Linked DNA regions of Homo sapiens: region 1 is linked to region 2. Evidence: read pairs that join two places in POLR2A ChIA-PET (ENCODE). Cell type or tissue: MCF 10A. All regions are shown on one strand. Links, peaks and the distances in the headings refer to the core of each region. The heading gives the core; the rest is flanking DNA. Region 1 overlaps MACROD2 (mono-ADP ribosylhydrolase 2). Region 2 overlaps MACROD2 (mono-ADP ribosylhydrolase 2).

Region 1 (2,828 bases), core at 81-2,580, 52 kb before region 2:
TGAGCCAGAGGAAAACACTGGGGGTAGCTAAAATCTCCACTGTGTTTTGTCCCCTTAATACCCATCTCTCTTTTTATCTCCATACTTAATAGAGTTGCAAATAGATGTCAAGTAAATAATTGGATCCTTACCCTTCTTTCTTCCTCCCCACTGCTCTCATCCACCCTTCCCAAGGTCTCTTTGTCTCCCTCTCAATCATTCCTGTTACCTTCTGTTGCTCCCCATATATGTTAACCAAGAGAAACAGAAACACCTTCCAGCCCACCGTAAAATACTCTCTCACAGGGAAATGCAAGCCCAAGAAAACAAGTCCATAAATCTTGTTTAAGCATAAAGCATGGTTCTGGGGAATGCGTATGAATCATTGCTTATTCTCTTGACTGTATATGTGTATTTCTCATATACATTCATGTATCGCAAACATACTTCAACTGATAGAACTCATGTTGTCAGAAGTGCGACTTGAACATAAACTCCTGATTCTTATTTAATACAATTTCCACTATACCCCTGTTTTTAATACCCTATTAGAAATTTGGCTCAAAATTAATGTTTTGGAATGATTTCCTAGGTCTCTAATGCGACTTATAAAAATCACAGTATTTTTAAGCTCCTTCTCAGGAATACTGAAGAACTCAGAACCTTTATACACAGAGCCCAGAATATTTAAAACTTCACTGTAGGTGCATAGAAGAAATAAAGTACAAGCCTGAAAGTACAATGGGATGTAGATATAGATTTAGATATAGAGCAAGGTACAAATGATTTTTGTTAAGTAGTAGCTGATTTTTTTCCTCCCTTTGTTTCCCAAACCCAAACCTTCTGTCATTTCATAATACTTTTAGAATTTAAAAAATTATGCAAAATGTTTAAAAACTCACCATAATCAGATGAGTTTTAAGAACTTTATAGATCCTAAGACTATTGTTTTAGGGAGGTCCGACCTCATAGCATATGAAACATATTAAAATGTACCTAAATTCCACACTAACACAATGTTATAGGGGACTATGCAAGAGTTGAGTTGAGCTGCAGTTGAGCAACTGAAATGATGCAACATTTTGCAATCTTATTTTTATACTGCATGCATATGTGTATGTATCCCACACACCCCCACCCTGTCCCTGTTCTCAGATATTTTCATACTCCCATAATAATTATGTGATTTACCTGGTGGGAAATTACAGTACAATTATTATATCTGTTCCAATATCCACAAAGTCTACAGTTGTCCTAAAGGCAATGACAAAGGCAATCAGTAACCAAAATTTGGGAAGCCACCTATATTGAATAAAATGTTCCCTAATTTGGCCAAGCTTAAAGAGTTTCAAAATAAGGCTTTGTAACTTTCATTTTATGTTATCTAAATAGTTATACCTATATATATTATTGGGATCAAAAGACTGATTTTGTGGCCTACCGCTGAGAATTAACTACTTGATAAATGAAGACTGGGTTAATTGTATTTAACTTGTTTCCCTTTGGTGCTTAAACATCTGGCTAGATAATTTACACCTAAAAATCTCTATAAACAACAGACAGTTCTTAACAGATAGAGCCCAGTATTTTTAAATGCCAATTTGATTAAAACTGCAAAATCTAGGCAAGCAAGAATAAAAAGATCATATTTCTACTCCCTTTCACATATGATAATCCCCTGCTTCTTGCCTTTAAGAAAAATTTGCACTGTTTACATTTTAAATGTTAGATGAGTACCTGAATAATCCACTATGTAATTTAAAACCATACATTTTAAAAGGTTGCAAATTTAAGAACAGAGAAAATATTAGACAGCTAAATGAACTAAAGTATGTGTTTTTAAAAAGCTTAATATTTCAGTCATAATACTATAGTTTCAAAGTTTCTGAGTCTCCTAAGGTTAAAGACTACATTTAAGATAAGAATCCTACACAGATTTACCAAGAATGTGGAAAGAATGCCCTTCCTTTTATGGGTCAGAATCCTGGGCAGAGATAATCCATGGGTGGACCCAGGTCTGCAGAGCACCTACCATGTGTCAGGCACTGAGCCAGGCCCTTCGGTACAGCAAATTTGAGATGGTGCTTTGTCTTTCCCTTTTGAAGATCAAATCTTTGTTTTGAATTATGTATTTTAGTGTTTCTACTTGACGATGAGATATAATCAGGCAAATATGACCCCCCGCCAAAAAAAAAAAAAAAAAAAACCTCAGGGCATTGCTGATCTCTGAACATAATGAGGAAGACCCCAAACAGAACCAATGCAATTTAATAACCAGTAAACTTGAATTTTCACCAGGCTTGTGTAAGAAATAATCATTGCTGACATTTATTTTTTACTATACACCAGGTATTCTTCTAATGTTTCACATCTGGGAAACTAGCACATTTGATCATCAAAACTGAATGCTATTATTATTGTCATTTCACAGATAAGGAAACACAGGTATAAAATGGCTATATGACTTGTCCAAGCTCTTGCAGATAATAAGTGGCTTGGGTGATATTTGAATGCAGGTAGTTTGACACCATAGGTATAGACCACATTCTTAACCACCATACCATATACTGCCTCTTAACAAAAATCTAAATGCAAGTATTCCAAGAATGTAAAAGTACTGAAAACAAGTATTTGAAGCAATACAATTCCAGCAAAGCCCTCTATGAAATGACTAAAATAGACTTACCAAAAACGTTTGTTAATATGAGTCTCCAATGCAGAATTAACTGTACCTTGTCTTTATTACCTAATGCTTGAATTATAAACCAAGCTAACATCATTATCGAGTATACCTTAATAATGACAAAGAATAACAATAACAATAATAAAAATACCTTACATTTGCATAT
Region 2 (2,828 bases), core at 9-2,508:
AGAGTAACATGTCTCCTGTTGAATCAGTAAATTGTTGATTATTGCTAAGGACTATTAAAGTTAAAAAAAATAAAAAGATTATGGCTCATATTCTGGTTTATTTATTTTTTTGACCTCAACTTGGAATTATGATTAGAATATTTTCTTGGTATGTTTCTCATACCAATTGTTTCAGCTTTTTTAACTGACTGCAAAGTTCATTCTTTATGTATGACATGCAGAGTACAGTTTAAGCTGTAATAGAGAAGAGGCAGCACTAGAGATTATGCTTCAAAGCATAGTTTTCCTATTACGTGACAGATTTCGATTTGTCATTTTCAAGTAACTCACATGAAGTATTTTATGTGTTTAAATTGTTGTGGTGTTTCTTCTTCATGAATGCAATATTTACAAGTGAAACATATGTAAACTGAGATAATAATACCATCAAAATTTATACCTCTTAGCTATTAGAAAAGGAAATAAAAAGTTTACCCCCCAAATGAACAATGAAAACCCCTGTAGAATCCTGTACTGTACTGAAAATAAAAATATAACATTTGTATACCCTGCACCTAAACCTAACATAGAGATGAAAATCATTTTGTTAACATTCAAAAGCTCATGACAATAGAAATTATTGGGATACAAAAAGGTATTTCACAAATTATTTCAAAATATTTTCCTAAGCTTACAGTGGTTTCTACTCCATAATCTTAAGGGAACTTAAGAGTGAACTAAAATTTCTCAAAAATCAAGACATTTAAAAAGAAAAATTTGAAAAAGTTAGTCTTCTAATCAGGTTACAAATCTAAAAATAAATGTAATAAAATGCTTCTAAATAATATTACTTTAGATTATAAACAATTGTTCATATACAATTTACATACAAATTATAACAATACAGGTGTTCTTTGGTACACATGCAGTATTACGAATTCTCCATATACCTCTATCTAGACACCACCACACCATAAGTCTCCCAGAGTCTAGGTGTCAATCTATCTGAACAATATCTTAATTATTGCACATAACAATAAAGCAATAAAACTTTATTTGGATCTGACAGTCCATCTGTTAAAGCTCCTGTCCTATCAAATGAATGAAAATAAATCAAACATTATTTCATGAAACTAATTTCTGAGTTTCCTAGTATATTAATAAGGTCAAATTCTAAAGTCTATTCATAAGAGAGAAATTAAGAGGTAAAAAGGCAAATTAAAATTCAATATATTTTATTAGTTTATTTACTGTTATATAAACCTTGGAAATAAATGACTCTGTGAAATTAGTGCTAAAATAAGTGTCGGCATTTCCTAGAAATCAATTAACACTGTCCACAGGTAGTGGTAACAGGATAGGTAAAATATGATAAACTCTTATGTTCATAGACCTATGGGAGGATGCAGAAAACATGTATAACAATATTCTCAAGAAAATCACTTCAGAAAAGTTTTCTTTGTGATATTCAAACATGAAATGCATTACTATCTAAAATAATAAAGCTGAGTAATAATCATTAATAAAATGAGTTGTGACATTTTAAAATTTCCTATTTTTCCCTTTTCTTATCTCTGTAAATCCCAGAAATAGGCTGTACTTTCTTATATCCAACCACATATGATTTGGTGAGGCAGCCACAGAATGATGTCTGTATCTGAATATTCTAGAGGTCAGTTTTTTATCCTATCTTTAGTTCCTGTATATCCGGGCATGTATACACACATGCGTGCACCTGTGTGTGTGTGTGTGTGTGTGTGTGTGTGTACATTAAGTACAGTCATTCATTCCCAAGAAACAAAGTGTGGTTAGCAAGCAAGTCTTTCTGCCTAGCAGCTGCAAAAACTCATGCTTTTAACATATTTAAAATTCTTTTTAATGAAATCCTAATCATCTTACTTTTAAAAGGTCTCTATAGAAAATTCTTTAAAACGGATAGCAAGTTCTTGTCCCCTCTTTTGTCCTCTCAAAATCTTTGGCTGGTGAAAATGCACAGGTAAGATACTATTAAGAACTAAGCAGTAGAGCTTGAATACTTAAATATGTAAATATACATGCTATTAAACATTTTCACATTCAGGAGGTCAAAACAAAGAGAAATGTGAATAGATAGAGAAAAGAAAAAGGACCAGATTGCAGCCTTATGTGTACCCCTGAGCCCTGTTTCACACCGGAGAGACAGAGAAGAGAAATGGTAGCAGCCATTACAGTCTCCATTTAATGACACAAGTAAAACCTCTGAGAATCCTGGTATTTCCCAAAGGGTATGTACAAGTCATGCATGATTCATGTTGTTAGAAATTATTCCAGTCAACTTATAGAATGGAGAGTCTATTGTAAAAATTTGGAGGTCAGCCCTAAAATGATTTATGTATATAACTAAAGAAAAAAGTGTGAGAATTATAGTTACAGAACATAAAAATACTATAAGCTTTGAACATTTTAGTATCAGTAAGTTATAAAAACAGAAAGTAGAGGGAGAACAAGTAGAAAAGTGTAAACGTGCTGACATTCTAATTTTGTATACAGAGGTTAAAAGATAATGCTTGAAGCATCGAGTAATAGGAATTCGAGTATATAACCAAAATATATATGAGCTATAAAGTTAGTAGGTCTACTAACTTTATCCTCTTCCATAGCTGACCACTCTAGAGATTACTTGTTCTAGCAGATATGATTAAAATGTATAAGGTATTAAAACTGCTAGATGCTAGCTAGAATGTTTTTATGTAAAATAAATTATTTGTGTAAATTAAATTCATATATTTTAATTTAAAAAAATACACTGCTAAAATGTTTAACATACATCCCTTAAAAAGTGTAAATTCAAAGAACACAATTTTTGTACT

The links. ChIA-PET counts read pairs that join two places held together with the same protein. Peaks named below come from ENCODE experiments on the same cell type or tissue, not always from the same donor. Only the 100,000 strongest peaks of a DNase experiment are listed, where the experiment ranks them.
Region 1: POLR2A ChIA-PET joins it to region 2 with 5 read pairs; 2 of 35 experiments call an interaction of 5 or more read pairs at or near these places.

The regions. Positions count from the first base shown.
Region 1 is chr20:14,610,810-14,613,637 of GRCh38, reverse strand. The region is part of intron 4 of MACROD2 (mono-ADP ribosylhydrolase 2); the gene reads right to left. The region is part of intron 1 of MACROD2-IT1 (MACROD2 intronic transcript 1); the gene reads right to left. Among named protein-coding and RNA genes, the nearest start is that of MACROD2-IT1, 58 kb to the right of the region's middle. In MCF 10A, for the core only: no CTCF peak of the experiment used is centred there; a DNase peak (open chromatin) is centred at 1,057.
Region 2 is chr20:14,559,227-14,562,054 of GRCh38, reverse strand. All of the region lies in intron 4 of MACROD2 (mono-ADP ribosylhydrolase 2), which reads right to left. All of the region lies in intron 1 of MACROD2-IT1 (MACROD2 intronic transcript 1), which reads right to left. Among named protein-coding and RNA genes, the nearest start is that of MACROD2-IT1, 6.3 kb to the right of the region's middle. In MCF 10A, for the core only: no CTCF peak of the experiment used is centred there; no DNase peak of the experiment used is centred there.